Linked DNA regions of Mus musculus: region 1 is linked to region 2. Evidence: chromatin loops called from intact Hi-C (ENCODE). Cell type or tissue: heart. All regions are shown on one strand. Each heading gives the region's core, and the rest is flanking DNA. Links, peaks and the distances in the headings are about the cores only. Region 1 overlaps Slk (STE20-like kinase). Region 2 holds the start of Gm19557 (predicted gene, 19557).

Evidence for each region. Peaks named below come from ENCODE experiments on the same cell type or tissue, not always from the same donor. Only the 100,000 strongest peaks of a DNase experiment are listed, where the experiment ranks them.
Region 1: a loop joins it to region 2, with 2.7 times the contacts of the local background. A loop is called at or near these places in 2 of 42 quality-filtered maps.

What each region holds. Positions count from the first base shown.
Region 1 is chr19:47,641,882-47,650,497 of GRCm38, forward strand. It overlaps Slk (STE20-like kinase), which reads left to right. Exons shown (of 18, transcript NM_001164639.1): 18 at 66-3,365. The coding sequence ends at 212. It overlaps Col17a1 (collagen, type XVII, alpha 1), which reads right to left. Exons shown (of 54, transcript NM_001290825.1): 47 at 8,376-8,465; 48 at 8,167-8,277; 49 at 7,445-7,591; 50 at 6,850-7,209; 51 at 6,218-6,346; 52 at 5,913-5,975; 53 at 5,719-5,799; 54 at 4,460-5,397. The coding sequence ends at 5,345. Among named protein-coding and RNA genes, the nearest start is that of Gm16068, 39 kb to the left of the region's middle. In heart, for the core only: no CTCF peak of the experiment used is centred there; a DNase peak (open chromatin) is centred at 3,850; H3K27ac peaks cover 1,009 bases.
Region 2 is chr19:47,507,250-47,515,249 of GRCm38, forward strand. It overlaps Stn1 (STN1, CST complex subunit), which reads right to left. Exons shown (of 10, transcript NM_175360.3): 7 at 6,562-6,733; 8 at 3,086-3,208; 9 at 557-629. Gm19557 (predicted gene, 19557) reads left to right here and starts at 5,733. Exons shown (of 3, transcript NR_045322.1): 1 at 5,733-5,758; 2 at 6,014-6,306; 3 at 6,884-8,000. In heart, for the core only: no CTCF peak of the experiment used is centred there; DNase peaks (open chromatin) are centred at 1,672, 3,662, 4,942, 6,442 and 4 weaker places; H3K27ac peaks cover 5,522 bases.

The DNA of each region.
Region 1 (8,616 bases), core at 362-8,361, 130 kb after region 2:
TTGTCAGAATAAATTCTATGTACGATGTAAAACAGTGCATAATTGTCTCTCTTTCCCCTCTTAAGACACTGGAAGAAGAGTTTGCCAGGAAACTGCAGGAACAGGAAGTGTTCTTTAAAATGACTGGGGAGTCCGAATGTCTTAATCCATCAGCACAGAGCCGGATCTCTAAATTCTACCCTATTCCCACCTTACATTCCACTGGGTCATAGCAACAGCAAGTGTCCTCATCTGGATTTGGCTTCTAAGTACATCATTGTATTCTCTTCATCTTCCACAGTATGTATGACTACAAAGACAATCACCTGCTTCATCTTCTTGGTGGTTTTAAAAATTTCTTTCTTGAATTTTATTGTTAAACAAAGATGAAGGGCAGACGAACTAAGACAGATGCTCGGCCATGTTGGTGACGTAGCATCTCGTGGTAATTCCCTAAGGTGATTTTGTATATTGACCTTAAATATTGTATTCTTTAGACACTGTTATTGAAAACTGCCAGAGACATAATGTTTAAAGTTATTTGGAAAATATATCTGTTACATCACTAAGTATTAATAAATATTGTTTTACCTGATTTCTCAATGATGCTAAATTCTATAGAAAGGACTCTGCTATAGAATTGGGATAATTTTCTTTTGGTAAACCAACTCTTACTTTTAAAAAGCCATGAGTTAGAGAATACGTTATTGATTCAGTACATAGATATATTTTTATCACTAAACAGGATCAAAATCTTTTAAAAGAGAAAAGTTATTTCAATAATTTGTCGCAAACATTAGCCTGTGTGGGTAGGAGCTAATTATTAAGGTGCTAATTTTATTAAGATAGTGCCTAAAACACTAAATTTTAAACATATGTAAAATGGGGCTTTCCTTTTGGTCATGAGGAACAAAGTCCCCTTCTCACTGACATCACTGTTTTAAAAACTTGCTTATATTACCATTCCGTAGAAAATTACATCCTAAAACAGATGGTGTACAAAGCCTGGGAAGATGGGAGAACTGGCTTTAACATGTGAGTTGGTGAGCCCCTTTACTCTCTGAGAGATGCCCACAGCTCAGGGAGTTCTGCCATCACCGAGAGCTCAGCCCTGAGCTGCAGTCACGGCTACAGTTCTGAAGCTAGTCTCAGCAGTGTTTGTCCACAATGGATTTTCTTTCATATCAGACACACACCCAAGGTGACACTGGGTTGTTTCCAATGAGGTTATTCAAGTGCATTTTGGTTTTATTTTATTCCATGTTTAAATTAATTACTTTGGGTAGGAAAAGCCTGAAGTCTCTATCATGTGGTTACTGGTACATGTGATTTTGATGAAATGTTCACTCTTAGTTCCTTTTGAAGTTCAGAATCTCAGCCACATGTCAGGTCAACAGTGTTAGAAACAGCACATTTGTAAATGATGCTCACTGCCTGCCATTGGCAACCTGTTCTCTTCTAAGAGTGCTGGGTACCAAATTGTTACCAGTATTTAGTTATATTTTGAGGTTGGTGAAAAGTAGTGTAATGTGGGAGCAGGAGTTCATGTAAGAACCGTAGATGTCTGTAGAGCTTTCTGGCCGTTTGTTTGAAACTTTGGATGCTGAGCTCTATCTGGTTAGATGGTTTAAAAATGCATGTGTAATTTTAATTTTATAATTATTTTGGCAAGCATAATTTTTCTGGACAACCTTGTAGGTAGCCTTAACTTTTAGCCAACTTTGTTTTTTATATAAATATATATAAATATATACATATATAATGTATGGTTGTAAATTCATACACTTATCACATGAATGTGTTACTATATACAGAATTCATAATGCTTTATTTTCAGATGCTGGGTTGAAAACTGTTTGAAAGCCTTTAAATATATATCTTTATAAAGTAATATTCAGGATGATGATGAAATTGTTTATATTGTTATGATAAAAGATGGTATTATGTTACCTAGTGTATTTAATGACTTATTTGAAGAGGGAGAGGGGAGGAAGGCTCTCATACCACTTTCTCCTTTGAGTTTTTACAAATTAATTCTTCAGTCAGTGGATTTTCTTTTCAGTTTCATTCAGGTAATTTAGACATGATCTGCCCTTCCAGTTCCTTGACATTTAGAGCATTGTGTCTGGGAGGGAGGAAAAGGGTGTCTCCCTGAAGCCTGCCCTCTAGATTTCCTGCTCCTGCTTGGAGTTTTCTTCCGAGCATGGCTGCCTTCCTGTGTGTGCAGGGACTGTTACTGGAGCACACCCATCTCAGCACTTCAGGTTATGATAGGAAGTGTTTTGTAACAGAACGTGCTGTTTCTAAACAAACCTGCCTACTCCTCAGGCCTTAAACCAAGTAGATAATAGTGACTGTTCTTTCCTGCATGAAGTATAGGTGGGGAGGGGCTGAGGGGCAAAGGCATCCATTCATACAGTCAGTCCATTCCTGATTAGGTCACTCAGTTGCTGTGGCAGAATGTGCCATGCAGCGCATAAAGGAGTTTGTCAGCAGTCACCTCCCCATTCCCTGCATGCTGTGGATGCGCCACACCTCCTCCTCGCCTCTGCAGGTCCAGCTCCTAGAGCCCTAGTAACAGGGCTTCCCCCCTAACCCTGTTGAGGCTCAGGCTGTGGGTCGCTGAATTAGCTGTTTTAGGTGGAGTCATAGTAAGCTCTTTCTTACCTTTCCTGTGTGTGAGGAGGACATTTGGAGTGTTTTTAGGATGCTGAGAATCTTGGAAGCATCTCACCTGACAGGACATGGCAAGTTGTACCTAAGCAGGGGGCAGAACCAGAGCTACCTCTCCAGTGTTTTCTCAGGCACGTGAGGCCCATGGGGGCTCTCTGATCTCTCGAGCATCAGCAAGTCTCAGAAGTGATTGTCTTTTGTACTCTTCCAGGTCCCTCCTACCCTCATACTTTCCCCCATTCTACACTGTGCTTATTAAATGACAAAGACTCTTCTAAGAAGCCAAATTCGGCCATATTAATAGCTAGAAACATTGCAGAATGAAACATCTAGAACTGCAGTGGAAGACGAGAGCATCAGCTCTCCGAGAGCCTTCTGGTCCTCTCTGCGTGGTGATTGTGTAGGATGCGGGGTGGTGATTTTCATGTTTCTCTTCAGTCAGAGGCAACAGTTGATGTCTCTGCCGAACTGTTCTTCGGCTGACATGGTTTTAATAACGCTTTAAAATTTCTGCTACAGAGCTTGGAGTAGAGTCTTACCAGTTTCAAATGTTGGCTGCAGCTTAAAAATGTGATTCTTTTCAGTGTAATAAGTTCACAAGCTAAGTTTTCAAAGAGAATTTTGCTTCACATTATGCTTCTTGTCTATTTGGGATCAGAAATATGCCTTTTCAATCATGGGATTGTCAAACAATAAAGCTATTTCTTAATCTATTTTGGGGAATTTTCTTTTTAATTTAAAATCTTAAAAATGAGGTTGTCCTGCCTGAGACACTTTGCAGCTTTTGGTTCTAGTTATATTTTAAACTTTTCACCTTCCCAGTCTTCTGACCTTCTATGTTTATCATTGATCCTAGCTATCTACGTGTCTGTCTGTCTGTCTGTTTGTCTGTCTGTCTCTGTCTCTCCCTCTCCCTCCCCTTCCCCCTCCCCCCTCCCTCTCATTACTGACAAATGTAACTTTTACCTTGCAGGTAAGTACCTTCCAATATGTACCTTCCTCCTTTGGGAGATGTTTAAAGTGTCTATGTGGCCATGTGTGTGTGTGTGCTTTTATTTCCTTCTTTTCTCCCTGGGATAGATTATTTGTTTCAAATTGATGAAAAATCATATGATAAAACCCCCTCCACTCAGTAGACGCTGGCGGCTGCCTTGCTTGGCCTGGGTGCAGCTTGGTCGAAGGGAGCTACTGATGTCATTTTCTAATCTCAGAGCATTGTGTGCTGTTGAGCTCATCCTGATCCCTTTTCGCTCTCGAGTGAAACAAAGAAGCTCACATCCACTGCTCTCCAGCTGAAGACATGGCTCATGGCTGGTATCTTTTGTGTGTGTGTGTGTGTGTGTGTGTGTGTGTGTGTGTGTGTTTTCTGGAGGAGGTAGCACACTTAGACTTTCCTCCCATTTCTTCTGGGTGTACGATTCTATGAAGATTTTTAGATGATGACTTTGTAAAGTCTAGTAACGAGGGAACATTTCCTAGGCCTGATTAATCATTAATGATAATCAAGACATCTTCATCTCTATACTTGGCTTCCAGTCATACATTAATTGCAAAGAAGCTTCTAATTTGTTGTCTATGTGTTTAGCTTTCAAGGAACTTAGAGAAAACAAAAGTGCTTTGTCTGGTGTGTCCAGATTGAAGTGGTAGCTTTTAAAACTCTGCCTTTAGAGATCTCAGTGATCCATTGCTGGAAGCCAGGTCTAAACTACCACCAATCACCTCTTCCATTTGTGACAAACAGTGTTGCAATCAGACCTATGTAACCCGGATCCTTTTTTTAAACTAACTTTCTCACATGATTAAACATACATTAAAAAAGAAAAAAAAACTTTAATTGAAAATTTTACAGTTGAAATGATTTTTCATCTTACAGGTTACATACAAATGTTTTTAGACAGTGGAAAGTGCTTAAATAAAAACCAACTGTGCCCAGTCTTTTATGCCATTTCCTAAGTGCAGGATGGTGTGTGGAAGCCATGCTTCCTCAGCATCAGGAGTTCTGTGTCCTCTCTTTTCTCCCTTCCTTGCCCACTGCCCCTCTTGTCCTGTCTGGGTCTAGTGTGGTGTCATAGTTGTACTTCTGGCCTGTACCTGTGGACACAGGCCATAGCTACGACCAGTCAAGCTTTGTAAGCCAGTGGGAAGGTGATTGGCATCTGCACCATGGTAACTGAAGGTAACCATGTCACCTCCTCTGAGGAAGTGAACTTTGAGTGTTTTCAGTTGCAAGAGTCACCTCTGTGACTGGAGAATGCAGAGTGAAGAGAGGAGGAGGAGCTGACAGCAGCCTTCGTAACATAACCCATCACACGTCATCTACAAAGGTCCCCATTCCCATTTTCCATTTTCTGGGCTCACTTTTTAGGCAAAGCTCCAAGATCCCCAGCCAACAGTTATGTAACTGGCTTCCGAGGCCTGGCAGAGGCTGGGCTAAATGCTAAAGAAGCCGGGGAGCTCAGATCTATGTAGCAGAGAGGTCAAGTCTCATATTAAACATTGCAGCTATTCCGAAAGGCCCACCCAACCAATGGAGCTGTTTCAGATTGTGTGTCTTTGAATTTTCTGTATGTATATATTTGGTTCAGACTAAAACAAGTGTCGCTGGGTGATTTGGTCTCAGGAGGACGGGGACCCTTGGACATAGGCGCCCAAGAACCGGTCCCAGATACTTGGTGGCTCTGCCAAGTGCAGCTTACGGCTTGATGGCAATACTTCTCTTCCTTCTCCCAGTATAGACTTGGTCACCTGAAAGTCCAAAGATGAGCAGGGGTTAAATGCCTTGTGGCCTATGACCTTAGGGAGGACCAGCGATACCAACAGTGATTGCTATAAGGTAGCCTGGAAGATTAATCCTTTGTAAAGCTATTTTTTCCCTTCCAAGTCATCTCCCTACTTTGTTACCAGGTTCTTCCTCACTCTGCGGCAGCTCTGGTCTTCCCTTTCCCCAGCTGTGCGACACCATTTTCTGCATTGGTTTTTGCTTGATTTTTCTCAGGCTAGCCCAGAACCAAATGCCCTCTTCTCTGCTGGATCCCAGAACCCCAGCAGTCACACACCACTGCTTACCTTTGTCTCCTTTCTCTCCTTTGTTCCCTCTGGGGCCGGGTGGCCCTGGAGGACCTCGTGGTCCAGCAGGGCCCCTGTCACCTAGAAGGACAGAGAGGGCATTGACACCAGAGTATGAGTACAGAGCCGAAGGCGTGGCACAGTATGGCACTAAGGCATAAACAGCTGACCCTGGGGTCCCTGCTGTCACTTACCTTTGGGGCCTGGGGTTCCCACATCTCCCTTCTGCCCAGGTGGTCCCGGGATAGTGCCGTAGGCTGCAAGGAAGGAAAGAGTCTAGCCTTAGACCAGAGCTTGCCTGAGGCTTGGGAGGTCAAGCATTTACTCAAAGCAACACAGAGAGTGGTGGCATCAGGACTTATACAAGGAACCAGAAGTAGGCTTGAGTTTTGGCATCTCAGCTACGGGGAGAAGATCATTACGTTGGTGTTTGTATGCCAGGCCCCACGAAAGACTAAGCAGCAGGCCAGTGCTGGGCAAGCCATGGAGCTGTGCTTACTTTGGAAGAAGTCCATGAGGTCTTGTGTCACGTTGCTGTAGGCTGAGAAGACCCTGCTGATGCCAGGAGGGCCTTGGGGCCCAGGTGGGCCCTGGACAGTGTAGGCCATCCCTTGTAGCAGACCCTGACCTGCAGAATACCAGGGTGCTGGTGTAGGAAGCAGCATACCACTTCGCTGCTGAAGGGCAGTGTCCTCGGACTGCCTCACTCAGAGCAGCTAAACTAGATGAAACCAGCCTGAGGGAAAAGCCCTGCAGCTTCCTTTGCTGTCCAGCAGACTGGGCTGACCTGTTGTGACAGTCCTCGGGTAGCTAAAGTGAGAAAGGGCCTCCTGGCTAACAACTGCCACGAAGCCCTGTCAGAAAGCCGCTCCCGTCAGACTTGTTCCGAGCAAAGTACCAAGCCCTTTGCTGTGTGCCCTGCTCTGCACTGCTCAGTGTCAGCACTGGGGTCCCTTGCACTGAGAGAGTGGGGTCTTCTCTTTTTCAATCCCCACCCATCTGATTCCAGAGCTGCTATCTACACAGTCCAAGTACATAAAAAAACGAGGGCCAGTTTTAGGCCTGCAAAGCCTAAATGCTGAGGTCCACACATGCTCCTTCCCCCTCTGAGGGCCACAGGTTCCAACTTACGCTGCATGCTCTCCGACACCCGCACTGCCAGCTTGTTGTAATCTAGGTCTCCAGTGAAGCCATCCCGGAACGAGTCACCATTGGTGCCATATATACCACCACCTGCAGCTGCCCCATAGCCTCCGCCTGGGCCGATGTCGGTACCATAGGGGCCCCCATCTCCTGCACCATAGGCTCCACCTTCACCCAGGGAGCCTCCGTTGGTTCCCCCTGTGCCCGTGGAAGAGCTGTAGGAAGTGCCCCTTCTGGCTGAGGAGTTGCTGCTCCAGTTGTAGTTCTCCCTTAAGTGACCATCTCCAGGTGGTCCCTGTGGCCCCGGAGGGCCTGGAGGGCCAACGATGAAGCTGCGAACATCAGGACCTGTAGGGGAGGAAGATGCATTACCGGCAGACTGTGGTGGACAAAAGAGTTGGGAGCTAGGGGGGTCTCTGGAGTTTTAACACCCCTTAGAGTGACCTTTGAGGCCCTTGTACATGTACAGGATGCTGGTGAGCAGAGAGTGGTTTATCTAGACTGCTGACCATCCTGTGGCTCCTGCAGAAGAGTTGTGAAGGTCTAGGGGGAGGGCACAGGAGACCAACATCAAGGTACCTACTTGTGAGGTAGCTAATCAGCTCGCTGCGGAAGTTGTCGCTGTTCTCAGCTGCATAGGTGGACAGAGCTGCTGAGACACCTGGGGGCCCTCGAGGACCTGGGGGCCCTGGTGGGCCTGGAGGGCCTGGGATGGAGGACAAACCAGCGGCTGTGTGAGAGGGGAGGGAAAGAGGAAGGTCAGGATCCTGGACAGAAAAGGCTAGATTCTCAGCCTGGCCTTGACCTACTGCGGGCCCCCTCACCCCCCATGGATTGGGTGCAAGAGATGGGTATGTGTGTGTGTGTGTGTGTGGAGTAGAGGAGAGTGGGCAAGGCCTAGGTTGTCCCTTTCAGGCGATATCTAGGAATGGCCGCTTTCAAGGGACCCTTCTCCCCTTCACCCCATACATATCCTATGTCCTTCTAGACCTTCATCACCAGGCATTAGAATGTAATACAAGGTATTACATTATGTCCTTGTTAAGTGACTGATCACATGGCTCATGAGCTCTGCAAAGGCTACAGTTTGGAGCTTAGTTTCTTCCCATTTCTTCCCCTACCAAGGCTCATGGCTCCTCACAGCCGTGTGACCCTGTCCAGGGCCCCAGGGCCCTCCTGGTGCATGCTCCACTGGGGAACAGCACATTGAATCAGTTCTCCATGGCAGCCCTAGAGAGGGCTGGGGATGCCCTCAAAGTCAGGCTGCAGTCCTCAGCCTGTCTCTTATGCTCTCTAGTGTCCTACTGTGCAAGTATGATGAGAGGTCCTCCACACTGATGCTGGACCATGCATTGCCTGGCATCCCGGGTGGCCCTGGGGGCCCTGGAGGTCCAATGATGTTTCTGTAGTCAGACCCTGGGACATCAGTGGGCAGTAAGTTGTCAGTCACAGCCTGAGCCAAGGTTTCAGTTTCCATCCCAAACCATTTGATGGATGTTCCTGCTTGGCCTTACCTCGGAGCATGGTCAGTAGCTCCTCGTAGGATGTTCCTGGCAGGCCAGGGGGTCCCGGTGGGCCAGGATGCCCAAAGCTGATCCCAGAACCTGGGGAACAAGGTCCCAAGTAGTTGGAGACTCAAGTGGGATTGGGGAGGACGGATACAAATGGAAAAAAGTGGGGTCTGAGGAAGGGAAAGAACGGTGGTAGGGAGGAAGATAGAAAGGAGCGTGGTGCAGACACAGTGTGGGCAGTGGC
Region 2 (8,000 bases), core at 1-8,000:
AGTTATCAGACTAGATGTAGTTTGAGTGTCCAGCCACTAGGGGCCGACCTAACTCCACAAACCGGCACTATTTTTCTAAGCCATTTCATTTATAACTCAAGGGTTTCTTGAGATGACTGGATTTCGTTATTCATGAACTGTAATGTCTAAGAGCCGTCCTGCCTGAAACTGAAAAGCCTTGATGTTTGAGAAGAGAGTGAATGTTGACATTACATTCAGAGGCAGTGGTAAACATGGGCGACAAACCAGGGACCAGAAGCAGCGAGCGCATCTCAGAGCCGAGCGTGGTGGTTCACTTCAGTGTGCCCGAATCTCAGGGAGAGCTTGGTGGTTGGCCTCCAGCTTATCCCTACAGGACCGGACACCCCAGGGCTGTTTAAAGGAGCCCCACATGCTGACTCCTCTGCCCAGGCAACACGACATAGAGGAGAGGACAATGAGTCTCGGAGGACAGAAGCCCTGGCTGTCTCCCTCCTGAGTCAGGACAGAGCATCCTGATTCTGTCTAGGAGGGAAGGAACCCTGGGCGCACCGGCTCACCATCACAAAACACTTACGGTTTGGTTTCTGACAGTCTTCCTTAATGATGTGGTAGATCTTCTGCTGCAGGTCTTTGTCTTTGGTGGTTACCTAAAAGGAGAATCCAGAGAGGAAACGTGGTTTGAGAACACAGCAGTGTGTCACTCAGAACTCAAGACCAGCCTTCGAGGCGGTTCTACAAATCCCATAGCAACGACAAGCCTCCCCCATACGCCCTCCCTCAGTGATTCTGATGCGTGGTGGCCGCTGCAGCTCCGCTCTGCCCCTAAGGACACAGCTCTCTCAGGAGCTGGTTTGTTGGGGCCAGAAGGGAAAGCATAACTGGAACCCTGTGCCTTGAAGGGGCAACTGCCCTTTTCTACACTGTGGCCACTCAGACAGACACTCCTCTTCCTTGCCCAGTGTTTTTGAAGGAGCTCCCGCAGGTTCAAAGTTTCCTCCCTGTCCCAGCCTTCTTCCTCTCGGTCCCCTTCTTGTCTTATATTTCTTTAGTTCCTCTTCTTCTAAGCACAAGGAAGAATTAAAGAAGAAATGGGCATGGGGAAGCCAGCAAGCTAGAGAATCCAGCTTATCTACAGAAACGCTCTCTGCTCTTGTAGGCACACCCACAACCATGTTTCTCAACTAGCAGCAGGCTTCACCCTCAGCTACAGGCAGTAAATTTAATAACACTAGAGAAGAGAGAGGGGAGAAGAGGGAAGGGAAGAGGGAAGAGAGGCAGAGAGGGGGGGAGGGAGAGGAAGCAAAAGAAAAAGAAGGTGAGGGAGGGAGGGAGGAAGAGAAGAAAGGGGAAGAGGGAAGGAAGGAAGGAGTGTGTAAAAGGAGAGAAGAAAGAGGAAGGAGGAAGAGCCAAGTCTAAGCATGGGAACACAGCTGAAGAACTGGGTACAGGAAACAGCCATGGCCGCCCGTGAGACCTGATGACTTCGGACTCACAAGATTAGTGTGAAGGTCAACCATGGGTGCAAACAGAGCTCTGGGCTCTGCTGTAACTATGTCCCCAGCAGGGCTTCAGGAGAAAGGAAAGCCACAAATCAGGGATGAGTGGAAGGGAGGGGTCAGCCACAGAAGGGGCCGTGGGATCTATTCCTGTTTGACTACCCCTTCCAGCTCAGGGTGATTCATTCACAAGAGGAAGTGCCCAACCCTGCCACACCTCGCCCTGGGCAGCTGCAGTTGCCCTGGCTGCTTCCCAGGGAGGGTTGCTCTCTACAGACAGACCCTCACAGAAGCCAACCCAGAACAGAAGGAGGCACAAATCTCTAAGAGGGCTCCAGCTGAACTTAGTGTGACAATGGCCGCCATGTCCTGCTTGGCCCCTCCCATCCCGGGATGAGTGGACAGCACTGTGTTATACTGGCTTACCTCTCAACACTGTGGAAAACCCCTCCTACTTAAATAAATAAAACCTGGGCCTCTCCACAGAGGAAATGACCTGCTAAGTAGACCTCTAGCGAGTCTGCAAGCAGGCAGGCCCAGCAGCCTGTCTCCAGAGCTCTCATCTTATTCTGAAGCCACTTCTCCGCTCTGGACACGAGTGGTCCTCTCTCAGCTTACTGCCTCCAACATCAAAGGCATGCAGCAAGAGGCAGACTTCTACCTTGAAAAGATGGAGGCAAGCAAGCAGCCGTCCCGTTCCTCAGAAGGGAGGCTGGCAAGCAAGGCCTTCAGGGAGGCAGACTGGAGTTACCTGAAAGCTTTAACTAAAGTGTCCTTTGCTCCGGGCGCTCTCCTGCGTGAGCCGTCCTTGGAAATACCAACACAGATTCACACAGAGAGCCACACAGATCGAGTCAGGAAACACTATTTGTGACAGCAAAAGTCGTACAACCGTAGTGTCCGTCCGTCCGTCACAAAGGAATGGCTAGAAAGTTCTGGTAAATACTCCTGGTCAGAAAGAGTGAGGCAGACTCGCAGGTGCCGGGACACACGGGCACAGGGACAGACGGTGGCACTGCAGGCTGTGCGGAGCACTCTTCACAGCAGTGGGACATCTGGTGATGCCCGAAGGCATTTCTGATTGTCACAACATACTAGGTGCTAGTGGCATTTAGTGTGAGAGGCCAGGGATGCTGGTGGAAGACACAGGACAGTCTCCAGTGCATCAGCATCTGCACCAGGAGCTCTGAGGATGAGGCCTTCTCAATTAGAAGATAGCTCACTCACTCTTACTCCCTTCCCTTCCGTTCCCCCTTCCCCTACCCTTCCTTCCTTTCTTAAAAAAGCCATAGGGACGTGCTTGTATATCTGTCAATGTACAGATAAATATTTAGACGGCCATTGGGCTTCAAGTGGCAGCATGGATCCGGAGTAGTGGCACACACCTACAATCCCAGCCGTGGAGAGGTGGAGCCAGGAGATTAGGAGTTCAAGGTCAGCCTGGGTTTACAGAGTCAGACTGTTTCACTGGAGGAAACAGTTACATTGTGAAAGGGTAAGAGGTCGCTTTCACCCCGACTCACTGTCTTAGAAACTGGTACTATTCCTAAGCCTAACTGTACTTGTAACGGAAGCCATGAGGGGAAACTAGGCTGCAGGTCTCTTACGTAGTACAGCTTATCAGAGCCACTGTCTCTCTGGAACACGAGTCCTTTTTCCTGAAGCAGCTGGAGAGCATTCTTAAACACTCTCTGCGCTACGCCAGAAGTGCCACTGTCCTTTAACTCCACCTGCACAGGGAAGAAAAAGAAATGTCTCATCTTCCATTACCTGCGACTAACTCCCAAGCCCAACTGGTTTATTATGAATTCACCCAACAGGCTTTTCCTGTGCTGAGTCAGCGTGCTCTAGGCATGCGTCAGCTGAGCAGGCCGGCATTTAGGCAGGGTCAGAAGTCTGCTCTGGAGGGTCACACTTGGTAACTGTGCTGAACTTGGGTTCTGCTCTGACTGATCACGGCTTTGCCCCCAGGCTGCTGGGCGATCTTTCCCATGAGCATCAGCTCCCTCCTCTGAGAGGCCGGGTCAGCAGGGAAAGCACTCGCAGCCATAGGGAGCCAACTGCAGCTCAGCTCCCAGGAACTGCAAACAATACAGGACGCATCCTCTCCAGAGACTGCCTCGCGGCCTCAGGATGTGCTGCCTAGCCTGTTTCAAAGGCCACAGTCCTGAGAGCAAGGACACCAGGGGTCCCTTCTGACAAGCCAGCCGCTTCCGGGACTGAGATCTGTGTTTTGCTCGTCACTTTCAAAAGAACAATGACAGACACGCACGGTTCAGGAAACCAAAATTGCTCACAGACTGAAGCAGCGACTTGGTGCTCAGGCCAGGAACTGGGTGGCTTCCTGAAATATATATAATCTGCCCGCCCAAACATAGTCAGCATTCATCTAGCTGTCAGAGAAACAATGGTCCTGTAAGATCTGCTTATCATGTTTCTGGATTTGCTAAGAAAGGCGACGGTTAGAAAAAAAATCAGAAGGGAGAGACGGGGAAGTGAGCAGCCATGAGTGACAACAGGGCGCCCAGGGCTCTCGGGTTTCTGCATCGCCCGAGCATCTGCAGTCTCCCAGGGCGCTATTAATTGAGGGACACTGACATCCCAAGCAGGGCAATTTGACCAACTGATTCATAATTGATGGAAGAAATCGTTTTCAAAGAGAAACAAATACAGCGACAGATCAGTTTCTTTTTAAATATACAGCACTACACAGAAACAGTCTTCTGCTCTAAGCTTCTTCAAAAGGATACCACGTCAAAACTCCGCCACAGAACATCCTGCCTGGGGGAGTCCTGACGTCTTTCCAGTCAATTGTAGCCATCATGGCTTCACATGAAGGTGGGCCTCGCTACTTACTAATGCTTCTTTAGAACTGGGCATGGTAGCAGACACATAAAGTTCTGCACATAAGAGGCTCAAGCAGAAGGACTGTGAATTTGAGGCTAGCCTGGGTTATGTAGCAAGTTCCAGGTCAGCCTGGACTACAGAGTGAGACCATGCCTCAATAGAAAGAGGAGATGCATGGCTGGAAAGGTGCTTGCCCCCACGTCAAGGCACCTGCTGCCAACTCTTAAGGATCTGAGTTTGATCCTTGGGCCCCAAACACACGCATGCGCGTGCACGCACGCGCGCGCACACAAACCCTGATCTAAAATGTTTTAAAAGGAAAAGAAAAAGGGGAGAGAAGACTAGGAAAGATTTTACTGAAAATAAACTGAGAGGCATCAGAAGCCCTAGGAAGGTCAGTTTAACTCTGAGCTTATTCTAAATGATGAAATGGAAAGGAGGCCAATGGGAAGTGGGCAGTCAGATGGGAGGCTGTCTACAGGCCAACGGGAAGTGAGCAGCTGGAGGCTGAGGCTGTCTACAGGCCACTGGGAAGTGGGCAGCCGGAGACCAAGGCTGTTTAGAAGCAACCTTGGCAAAGAACAAAGTTCCCAGCCACGACCTTCTCCACCCGAGTGTTTTTCTGAAACTCTATCCCTCATCTCCCTTTATGAAATCCTGGGTCACTGCGCACAGAGCCTGTTGCCAGGAAGAGGTAATTAGGTGTGTGAACAAATCTAGGAAGCAAGGTCATGAGGGGCTGGGATGGTGAGAAGGTGCCTGTCCCACCAGCAGCATCCGGAATAAGTTAGGACACTCAGAGCAGCCTGGCTGCTGACGGGAGAAGACTGGAGAGGCGTCAGGACAGTTGCAGAATGGAGCCTGGTTATGGGTGTGAACTCATCCTTGGTACGGGGAAGGAAAGCTCTTAGATGGTGGCAAATCTCTACGTACACAAAGAACAGAAAGATGCACTGCTCACTGAAAACCGAGGTCTCCTAAAGCCGGCAGTGCACTCCCATGTGGGGAACAAGAAGGGAGGCGCCCACCGCTGTCAACATAAGCACAGCATTTGGCCAAGGTCATGCTCCGGACCGGCGGTGGGATCAGGAGCAGGGTGGGAGAGGATGGGAGGGAAACACGCCTGCCATTCTCAGGACCATCTGAATTAAAAAAAAAAAAAAAAAAAAAAAAACCCAAAACCCCAAAATCAATCTTCATTCCTGCAGTACCCAGTCCTGAGGTCCTGTGTAGAGAGCACAGAACATGCAGACAGGGCCTCTGCTAGGACAGCCCTTCAATTCTGCTACAAGAGGTGGGAAAAAAAACCCAAAAACCAAAAAACCACTATGTGCCAGTGACGTCAGCAGGCTGGGACGTAATGGGCGGGGTGAGGACTGCAAGGGACAAGTGGCAGTGACATCACAGATACAGATGGAACTCAGGCCGGGAAGGTAAGTACTAGTGACACAGACAGGGATGCCCCGGGGGTCACAACAGTGAGGGGTGAGATACAGATCTGTGGAGAGATACTGAGGGCAAGTAGCAGTCAGAGGGGATGAGGCATCAGAAGATGACGGTAAGCCGAGACTGTTCACTTAAAAGTAAATACACAGTCACACGCGACAGCAGCGGACCCAAGAGCAGTAATACAAGCGACAGGCTAAACCGGAAATGTCTTAGTAAATCTTAACTTTGTACTAACATAGAAACAGCAAACACCAAAGCAGTGTGCCAGGAGCCCTCGGAGTGCAAGGCGGGGCTGTACCGAGAGGAACGGGAACACTGCTTGGTCCTCTGCACTTTCCTAGCTACAGACATGACTGGATGCAGCTTGGCCTTCACTCGAATTCCTACAACAGGACAGATGAACCTTTCCCAAGGCAAAAGGAGTAAGTCATTAAAAGCCCTGGCTCAGGGATCATCTTGCTGATCGATACATCCTCTTGGGTAGAGGATAGTTGTCTCCTCTCATCTCCCTGACCTACGGGACACCATCTCGGTGAGTACTGGCAACTGCGTGCTGTGACCTCAGCCTAAACACTAAGTGCAGTGTGACCTTGTAAGGGGCAGGTTCAGTGCATTTCAGATTCTTAGTGGTCAGTCACCTTTCCAGAATAGAAATGGCACATGCTAAAACGGTGACCTCTGCTTTTGGAGTCCATCCAGTGTGACTCTGACACCAGTCACTTATGCATCTCCCTCCACCCCACCCCCAGCCCCACCCCCCACATACCTCCCAATGTGCCACACTTACTTGGTCCGAGCCCGTGCTGTGGGTCACAGGCCGACTGGCCAGAGACTGCAAAGACTCCACTGTCTCTAACTCCTGCTGGTAGAAGCTTTGCATTTTCTTCTCCTGGAGGAATTCTTTAATTTTCTCACTCAGCAAAGACGTGAGGCCAGCGAGATCCAAATTGTCTTTATTGCTGCAGGGAGCAAAGTTTTAAAACACCCTGCAGAAAGAAACCACTACTCGGCTCCTTTTGGAGTACACGAAACCAAAAGCTATCTGGGAGAGCCATCCTGCACCATGCTTGTTTTGATTTGCTGTTGTGTTGTTTTGTTTTTACAAACAGGGAAATCCACACGGTGCCCGCTGTGTAGCTTTGGTGGGACCGTGTCACTTGCTGGACACTCGTGGTGGATTATAAAGCGGGTCGAGAACAGCATGGAGGAGGGCCATGTTTGTGAGGGAGAGGAGATCCCACCAAATATCTAGGTGACGTTCATGCTCTTGTGTGCACAGAAGACAGGCATCTAAAGGGAACCAAGCCAGCTCAAGCCCTCTGGCAACCTCTGGGCAGTAGTGCGGAGAGGGTTCCCACTTTCTGTGTTACGCATACCTGCTGTTTGCACTGTTTGACTTACTGGATAAGCGATACATTTACATGTTTGAAAAGTTAAAGAGAGGGCCGGGGTACAGCTCAGTGCTAGAGCACTGGCCTAGCGTGAGTTTGGTCCTGGTTCATTCTCTACCCCGGAAGAAAAACTGTGTGTGACGGCTGTGTGTGTGTGTACACGCTGTACATGTGCTGTGTGTATGTGTGCTGTGTTAAGTACGTGGTCTGTGTATGCTGTCTATGTGCATGAATGTTGTGTGTGTGTGAGAGTGTGTATGTGTGTGTGCATGCATGTGTGTATGTGCTCTGTGTGTGTGCATGTGAGTGTATGTGCTCTGTGTGTGTGCATGCATGCATGCATGCAGATGCCAGAACTTGAAGATACTGGTGCCCTGCTTCATTTCCCTCTACCTATTCCCTTGAGAGCAGATCTCTCATTGACTTTAGAGATAAGGAAGTGGACAGCAAGCCCCGCTGATCGCCCTGCTTCCATCCCCTTAGTGCACACCAGCCGGCCCAGACTTGCCTATAGCCGGGATCTGAGCTTAGGTGCTCACGCATGGGGGACATGCACTTTTACCCACTGAGCTAGCTCTCTAACCCCTCTGCCACCAACTCAATAAAATCAATAATAAGGACAGAATAAAAAGTACCCTCCTGTGCTGGCTAGTTTTATGTCAACTTGACACAACTGACATAGTCATCTAAGGAAAGGGAACCTCAATTGAGAAGATGCCTCCAGAAGTCCGGGCAGCAGGCAAGCTGCAGGAGATTTGCTTAGTGATTGATGTGGGAGGGAGGGCCCAACCTATTGTGGGTGGGGCCACCCTCAGGCTGGTAGTCCTGCATTCTC